2 separate regions of the Homo sapiens genome follow, and region 2 is linked to region 1. Evidence: chromatin contacts called from ENCODE Hi-C or POLR2A ChIA-PET data. All regions are on one chromosome and are shown on one strand. Each heading gives the region's core, a stretch centred on a gene start or an enhancer-like site at or near the end of the contact. The rest is flanking DNA. Distances are from core to core; before and after follow the strand shown.

Region 1 (4,539 bases), core at 751-3,250:
ACCCCAGCCCCCGTCTTCCCAGCTTTGATCTTTCTACTTGTCAGAATATTGCATCAATGACACTGGAAATATTTATTCAACAAATACCTATTAAGCCCCAATTAGAGGCTGGATGTTGCATTTGGTCCTGAAAATTAGACAAATACGTTCCCTGTTCTCAAGGAGCTTATAGGCCTGGGTAAGGTAATTGCAGACACCTGAAGTATAACATACACCTGAAGACTCTAACAGGGACACCTATCTCCCGAAAGGATCGAGGCATGGCCCTCCAATTAGGTTGACTTCAAAGTGTGAGGGGAGCCCAGGGGATTTCCAGTCCTAGGAAAAACCTTCACAGCCACCAAGAACTTTCATGTTTTAGTTTTCAATTAAGCCCTTTCCTTACATAAATTTTCTTCTGGATTCAAAGTCATTCAAAATGATGATTCACTCTACCTGGCAAAATATGCCGTCTTTAAAATTATTAATATAATTGTATCAGTTTTCTATTGCTGCTGTAGCAAATTACCACAAATGTGGTGCTTAAAACAAACCAAATTTATTATCTTAGAGTTCTGAAGGTCAGAAGTCTGGCATGAGCTAAAATCAAGGTGTTGGCAGGGCTGTGTGTCCTTTTAATATTTTTTATTTTTGGTGGCCTTAACAGAGGGTTGATATTTTGTCACATCTCATCGACCTGTCTATTATTATTATTATTTTTTGGTGGGGGATGGGGACAGGGTCTCGCTCTGCACTACAGGCTGCAGTGCAGACAAAATTGTGGCATGGCTCACTGCAACCTCAACCCCCCTGGGCCCAAGTGATCCTCCTACTTCGGCCTTCTGAGTAGCTGGGACCCCAGACATGCACCACCATGCCTGGTTAGTTTTTTATTTTTGTAGAGTCAAAGTCTTACTATCTTGCCCAGGCTGGTCTCAAACTGCTGGACTCAAACAATCCTCCACCTCAGCCTCCCAAAGTGCTGGGATTACAGGTGTGAGTCACCGCGCCCGCCCACCTGTCTCTTCTGCCTCCTTCCGCATTTAAGGGCCCTAGTGATGGTACACCTGCATAACCCAGGTGATTTCCCTATTTTAAGGTCAACTGATTGACAACCCTAATTCCAGCTACAAACTTAATTCTTTACCATGTCATATAACACATTCATAGGTTCCTGAAATTAGGACATGGACATCTTTTGGGGGCAGGGTGGGGGGATGCCATTATCCTGCCATCTACAAGAATATAGTTGTAATTATGTGACGTGCTGACCTCCTGTCTCAGCATCATGCTGTGCGGTGCAGACCTGAAGCTGTGAGCACACACCCTGTTGACGGAAGCAGCCGCTCTCCTATGTGATGAGGCTGTGGTTATCATTCTCCTCATCCTGATACCTCTTTTCTCTCACTGGGGATCCCTGCCAGCTTCTGCAACACAAAACTTCATTTTTATCTCCTAGTCTATTTGTTTTGTTCCCTAATAATGTCGGGTTTTTTTCTATGGTTTCTAAAATTCTTGCCACTGTTCAGCCATTTTTATACTTCTTGGAACTTTTTGAATTTTGAATAAGTAAATAAATGCTCAAATATGCATCAAACTCTGTAAATAAACAGAAGCAATTACAAGTTTTAGAAATAGTCTTATGCATTATGGTAAACTCAAACTCAGTGACGTGTTTGAAGTTACTTGTCATAGAATTCCTCAGCTCAGATTTAAGCTCAATTCACATATACAGTCCCTACCTTCTGGTTAATGTCAACATTCATGAATAGGCGTGGCCTTTGCAGGAGTGAGCTCAGGGAACCATGCTCCATGAAGCTCAGGGAAGCATACCTGAGTGTCCTATGCATGGATGACAAAAATCATTCCTTCCTTCCTAACATAATTGACCTTTACACTTTATGAGTAATGGTTACATGAAAAACACACCCAGCTGAAGCTTGGGGAAATATATCATGACTCACTCATCCATTCCACAAATACTAATGCAAGCTGTTGGCATGCTTGTATCTTAATATCAGGGCCACGTGCTTCTTTGCTGTCCGGGCTCTATCTGATCTCAAGGAACAGAGACAGCATGGCAGAGGTTACCATAGTTAATGGTGTTCAGCTTGTTTATCTTAAAGATATCTACAGGTAGAAAGAAAAAAAAAAAGGAAACCAGTATAAATGCTCCTGTAGAGGCTGCACACAGTAGAAATCAGTCCAACCTCATATAAACTGATTGACATATAGGCTTAAAGTTGGTCCTCATAACCCAGTTATCATGGGAAGCCACAGAAGTCCATGTCTCCTGCTTGCTATCTGAGCACACTTCCATTTAGATGAGTTGGTACTCGCCGGGTGCGGTGGCTCATGCCTGTAACCCCAGCACTTTGGGAGGCTGAGGCAGGTGGATCACGGGGTCAGGAGTTCGAGACCAGCCTGACCAACATGGTGAAACCCTGTCTCTACTAAAAATACAAAAATTAGCCAGGTGTGGTGGCGCTCACCTGTAATCCCAGCTACTCAGGAGGTTGAGGCAGGAGAATCCCTTGAACCTGGGAGGCAGAGGGTGCAGTGAGCACGGAGATCACACCACTGCACTCCAGCCTGGGCGACAGAGTGAGATTCCATCTCAAAAAAAAAAAAATGACTTGGCAATCCCCTATCTTCACTTCTGCATGTGCCACTACCCACTAAATACAAATACATTATTGCTCAAGCCATGTCAAGCGGATATTTGCTGTTATTTGCAATCATACTCATTCTGCTGGTACACTTCTATTTTTTTTTTTTTTTTAACGGTTAAACCGTCCCTATTTAGGACCACCTGAATGTGATAGTCCTGGGGCGATCATGTAAAAAGTAGAATGGAATCATGCTCATGGAAGCCATCTGAACGTTCAATATTAACGCAAGGCAGGGCAATTATTACTACTCAAGCATCCCCAGAGGGACAAAGGGAACCTCCAGGGACCACTCAGGAAATAATTAAGAAATGCTGGAGGAGTAGCTTTTTTTTTTTTTCAAGACAGAGTCTCATTCTGTTGCCCAGGATGGAGTGCAGTGGCGTGAAGTGATCTCGGCTCACTGCAACATCCGCCTCCCAGATTCAAGCAATTCTCCTGCCTCAGCCTCCCGAGTAGCTGGGATGATAGGCACATGCCACCACGCCTGGCTAATTTTTGTATTTTTAGTTGAGACGGGGTTTTGCCATGTTGGCCAGGCTGGTCTCGAACTCCTGACCTCAGGTGATCCGCCTGCCTCGGCCTCCCAAAGTGCTGGGATTACAGGCATGAGCCGCCTTGCCGGAACTGGAGGAGTAGCTTCTTAAGAAACCACATAACAGGCCGGGTGCAGTGGCTCATGCCTGTAATTCTAGCACTTTGGGAGGCTGAGGTGGGCAGAACAGTCCCAGAACCTGTAGCTGGAACTACAGGAGTGTGCCACCACACCTGGCTATTTTTTTTTGTATTGAGGAGGTTTCACCGTGTTTCCCAGGCTGTTCTTGAACTGCTGAGCTCAAGCAATCCACCCACTTCAACCTCCTAAAGTGCTGGGCTTACAGGCGTGAGCCAGTACGCCCGGCAAGAGTCTACATATTCTGAAGTTATATTCCCATCAATTCAGATTCTGACCTTTCTCCAGGAAATCAAAGAATTCTCTATAAATATTATCTCCTTGCAGCCTCTGCACTGCAAGCAGGCTGACGTCATGTTTGGTTTGCAGTTAGTAAGGAGCAGTTTAACTTGGGGGCTGCAGCCATGGAGTTCAGAGGTTAACAACCAGGCAGCAGCTTTTTGTTCCTGAACTGGGTGGTGCTGCTATTGACAGACCTTCCTTCCCACCCACAACCCCCGCTCTCCCCCTTGCTGCCTTGTTTAGAACCACACTTCTGGGGGCCACCCTTGACAGAGGTTAATTTGAAGTCTCCACTTGGCTGGGCTATGGTGCCCAGATGTTTGGTCAGAGACCAATCTGGATGCTGCTGGGAAGGTACTTTTTAGGTGTGATTAACATTTAAATCTTCTGACTTTGAGTACAGCCAATGATCCTCCATAATGTGGCTGAGCCTCATCCAATCCAAAGGTCTTAAGAGAAAAAGCCTGAGGGCCTGGCATGGTGGCTCACGCCTGTAATCCCAGCACTTTGGGAGGCCGAGGCGGGTGGATCATCTGAGGTCAGGAGTTCGAGACCAGCCTGGCCAACATGGTGAAAACCCATCTCTACCAAAAATACAAAAATTAGCCAGGAGTGGTGATGCATGCCTCTAATCCCAGCTACATGGGAGGCTGAGGTAGGAGAATCGCTTTTGAACACAGGAGGCAGAGGTTGCAGTGAGCCAAGATAACGCCACTGCACTCCAGCCTGGGTGAAAGAGTGAAACTCCGTAGAAGAAAAAAAAAAAGGAGAAAAAGGCTGAGATCCTCCTGAAGACCTGAAAAGCCAGTTCTGCCTCCAGACCCTGCCATTGGACGTGAGCTGCAGCATCCACTCTCTGAGGCCCCAGCCTGCCAGCCTACCCTGCAGATTTCAGACTTGTCAGCCCCCACAATTGAGGGAGCCAATCCCTTAAAA
Region 2 (4,415 bases), core at 1,309-3,808, 220 kb after region 1:
TTAAGTTTAGACAATACTACAATTTGAACGTATCCCCTTCAAAATTTAGGTGTTTACAATATGATAGTATTAAGAGGTGGGGTCTATAAGAGATGATTAGGCCATGAGGGCTCCTTCCTCAGGAAACGGATTAAGGCCCTTAGAAAAGAAGCTTCACGCAGCATTAGTTTGCCTTGCTCTCTTGCACTTCTGCCTCTGCCATGTGAGGACACAGCAACAAGGTCCTCTCCAGAGGCCAATGCCATGATCTTGGACTTCCCAGCCACCAGAATCCTGAGAAGTAAATTTGTTTTCTTTCTAACTTACTCAATCTTAAGTATTCTGTTATAGCAGCACAAAGTGGACTAAGACAGATGATTTCAACAAATAAATAGAGATTTTTTGCTTGCTTGTTTGTTTTCTAACTTAAAATCATATTCTATTTTTTTTGGTCTGGAAGAGTAAGCAGACCAAAGAAGCAAATAAACAGTTCTTAAAAGAATATGGTGGGGAAGGCTAGGTCCATGTTAAGAGACAAACACTCCGTTCAGACACCTGGCCAACATTTATTGCATCCTGGTGTGCAGCAGGCACAGTTGTAGCTACGTGTGAGGCCACAACAGTAAATGAAAGAAAATCTGCTTCTGCCCTCTTGGAACTTAGAATCCTCCACTCCATCAGGTGGTGGTAAGTGCTGTGAAGAAAAGGACACAGGGTAAGGCAGTAGACAGTAACCAAGGGCATAAGCTGGAGCTATTTTTGATTGGGTGGTTGCAGAAATATGTCTCAGGAGGTGACTGACAGAGACCTCCGTGAAGAGTAGGCCCAGTGGCTGTATGGGAGAGGAGAGTTCTGTTGGAAGAAAGAGCACAGGCTTAGGATAAGGTCTTGATAGGTTTGAGGAACAGCTAAGCCATCAGTGTGACAGGGAGACCTGTAAGAAATGAGGTACTGAGGTAGCCAGGAACCAATGCATAGCAGAGGACTTTAAAGTGGTGCGTGGTCATTGTCCAAATTTTCCCATATGGGTCTAGTTTATACCTGCTGACTGCTCCATAATTAATAGTGCTCCTTTCTTCCTTATACAGAAGAACCAGAACTTTATATACAATCCATAAGCAAAATTAAATTCAAGCAGGATTGTAGATCTAAGCATGAAAGCCTGTAGGAAAAAAAAATCACAGGAAAATAATTTCCTGAACTTGTGTTAAGTAAGCAAGGATTTTCAAGTCAAGATACCAAGCATAGTAGCCATAAATAAGGTGAACTTGTATTAAGCAAGGATTTCCTAGCCAGAGTACAAAGAGTGGTAGCCATATATTAATAAATTGAACTTGATCAAGAAATTATTAACATCAGAAGACTATGAATAAGCCTGGGATATCTTGTCCATAAATCAAGGAAGTGTTAAAAGACCACCCCCCTCCAACATGACATGTGCAAACTGGCATCAAGGACCTTCCATTGGTGAAGTTTAGGACAGTTCTGTTTCTCAAAAGAATAGAAACAAAAGTGAATAAAAACATAATGAATATAAAGTGAAAACAGGAGTCCATACTGTACTAAACATATAAATTAATGAATAAATAAAAGTAAAACATTTTTTATAGTAGAATGACAACTAGTACACATAAAAGGCATGATGAGTTGAAAATTGCCATTTTTATAACCACTATATTAATAATTACTTCAGGCAAGAATTTGGGTGAATCTTTACTGGGAAATATGATATCAACATGGTGTTAATCTCCCAATCAATTATGTATTAATTACATGGAAAGAAAATGAATCTTTTTAATGGAGAAATCTAGTTGACACCTCTCTGTCTGAATGATCAGAATGATGTCACAAGCTTTCTGAAGTGATGCATTGAGACGTGGACACAGCCTCAATTATGAAATACTCTGAGAAAATAAGTACCTTTAATTTAGTCTCAGAGAAGAAACCAGAAATAGCCAAATTAGAGCACTTTCTACAACATGAATATGCTATATTCTTAAAAAATGTCAATATCATAAAAAAACAAAAAAGGCTAAGAACCTATTTCAGATTAGAGAAGACTAAACAGATGTGAAAACTAAATGCAGCATGTGATAGCACATTACGAGAAAATGCAACATGTGATGCCACATTAGGAGAAAATGCAGCATGTGATACCACATTAGGAGAAAATGCTATTCCAGAGACATTATTGAGATAATTGCCAAATTTTTATGATAATATGTGATATAATATTAATATAAAAATGTTAAATTTCTTGGATTTGATATAGTAATTTTGAAAGAAAATGTCTTTGTATTCAAGATATACTTAAGTATTCAGCAACAAAGGGTCATGGTGTCTACAGCTTACTCTCAGTGATTCAGAAAAAAGCTGATCAGTACATAGGTAGGTAGACAGAAAAATACAACAAATGTGGCAAACATTTTACAGTAGAATGGCAACTCATAAATGTAGAAGGCAAAATAGAGTTGATTTTGCAACCACCATAGTAATAATTACTCCAGATAAGAATTTCGGTGAATATTGACTGGGGAACATGATATCAACATGATTCATTCTCAATGATTCACAAAAAAGTTAATATATAGAGAGATGGAGAGAAAAATACAACAAACATGATTAATGGTTAACAACTGATGAATCTAGATGAAAAGATCTATGAGTATTCAGTAGGAAATTCTAGCAACTTTTTTGTAGATTAACATTTTTTCAAAATTAAAAATTAAAAAAATATAAAAGACAGAAATTAAAAAATTAAGCCGAAGGAAAAAATCTAGTAGAAAAATGAACAAAAGTTATTGAATAATTGGCTGATAAGTACTTGAAAGTGGGGGTTCACATCATTAATCATGAAGGACAGAATTAACAGTATCCAGTAAATAAACTGTGGATTGTTATGAATACTATACAGCAATGAAAAGAAACAAGCAATTGCTGAACAACAATATGGATACAATGCACAAACCTAACAGCAATTAAAAAAAAAAAAAAAAACACCCAGACCAAAGAGTATATAGCATGTGATCCATTGATATAAAACTTCAGGGATGGACAAACTCATCTATGAATTTAGAAATTGGGGCCTACAGGGGCTTCTAGGGTGCTGCTAATATTTTGATTCTCTCTCTGAGTGCTGATTACACCAGTGGGTTCACATTGGGAAAATCAATCCCACTATATGCTTCTTATGTATGTTTGTTTCTTTATGTTACTATAATAAGTAAAACATTTTTTAAATAAAAAAGTAGGGTGTTTTTTGTTTTTTGTTTCTTGGTTTTTTTGAGACAAGGTCTTTATCTGTAATCCAGGCAGGAGGGCAGTGGCACAACAACAGCTCACTGCAACCTCTACCTCCTAGGCTCAAGCAATCCTCCCACCTTGGCCTCCCAAGTAGCTGGGACCACAGGCATGCGCCACCAGGCCTGGCTAATTTTTTTAAATTATTTTTTTAGAGACGGGGGCATCTCACTATATTGCCCAGGCTGATTGCAAACTCTTGGGCTCAAGTGATCCTCCCATCTTGGCCTCCCAAAGTGCTGGGCTTACAGGCACACACTGCACCCAGCCTAAGAATAATCTTATACTGGAAAAAAAACCTTTCATTTCAAACTCAAAAGAAGAGAAATAGCAGTCGTTTGCCAGCTTACTTCACTCTCGCTCATTTCCTGAAGTACAGACTGGATAGTCCCTGCTGTTTGCTCTGGAAATGGAAAAAGATGAGTCACGCTGATGAATGCAGCATAGTTTTGAGAGGAGCTTTGAGTAATTCCCACATGAAAAAGAACCCGAAATTAATCACTGGCTATTAACACAGGACAAGTGTTTGAATTAGTAGCCAACAAAATAAAACAAAACGTATTCAAACTTGTTTGGAACAGAGGATTTACACTTGAGACGTGTGTTCCAGACACAAGAAGTGTGTCTTCACACTGCATCAGCAGGAGTTCCACCAAGCACGGGCTCAAGGCTGTCAAGGCTATTTCAACTGCACAGACAGCACCAAGCTGCCACACAGACGGCACCAGGCTGCCACACACACGGATCTAGGAGTTTCAGTCTTGAGATTTGTAACTGCGATACTACGAATTGCTTTTTTAAAATTCTAGACAGGGCTCAATGGCTCACACCTGTAATCCTAGCACTTTGAGGGGCTGAGGCGGGAGGATCACTTGAGGTCAGGAGTTTGAGACTAGCCTGGCCCACAAAAGAAGACCCTGTTTCTACAAAAGATAAAAGAATTAGCCAGGCATCGTGGTGTGCACCTGTAGCTCCAGTAACCTGGGCGACTGAGGCAAGAGGATTGCTTGAACCCAGGAGTTCAAAGCTGCAGGGAGCTGTGATTGCACCACTGTATTCCAGCCTGGGTGACAGAGAAAGACCCTGTCTCAAATAAATAAATAAATAAATAAATAAATAAATAAATAAATATTCTA

Evidence for each region. A loop is a pair of places that touch in the nucleus more often than their neighbours do. ChIA-PET counts read pairs that join two places held with the same protein, here RNA polymerase II (POLR2A). Pooled maps may share reads with other maps.
Region 2: a loop to region 1 is called in a map of endothelial cell of umbilical vein, with 2.5 times the contacts of the local background. The contact joins two enhancer-like sites. A Hi-C loop is called at or near these places in 1 of 168 maps with a recorded cell type or tissue (endothelial cell of umbilical vein) and 2 of 50 pooled maps. POLR2A ChIA-PET finds 5 or more read pairs at or near these places in 3 of 52 experiments (MCF 10A, PC-9 and naive thymus-derived CD8-positive, alpha-beta T cell).

The regions. Positions count from the first base shown.
Region 1 is chr2:234,419,817-234,424,355 of GRCh38, reverse strand. No RefSeq gene overlaps it. Among named protein-coding and RNA genes, the nearest start is that of LINC01891, 33 kb to the left of the region's middle. Within about 2 kb of position 2,000, at least 11 of the 41 ENCODE cell types and tissues checked have a DNase peak (open chromatin) inside an H3K27ac peak, as active enhancers do; they include PC-9, where a contact is called at or near this core.
Region 2 is chr2:234,202,779-234,207,193 of GRCh38, reverse strand. No RefSeq gene overlaps it. Among named protein-coding and RNA genes, the nearest start is that of SPP2, 150 kb to the right of the region's middle. Within about 2 kb of position 2,558, at least 2 of the 41 ENCODE cell types and tissues checked have a DNase peak (open chromatin) inside an H3K27ac peak, as active enhancers do; they include PC-9, where a contact is called at or near this core.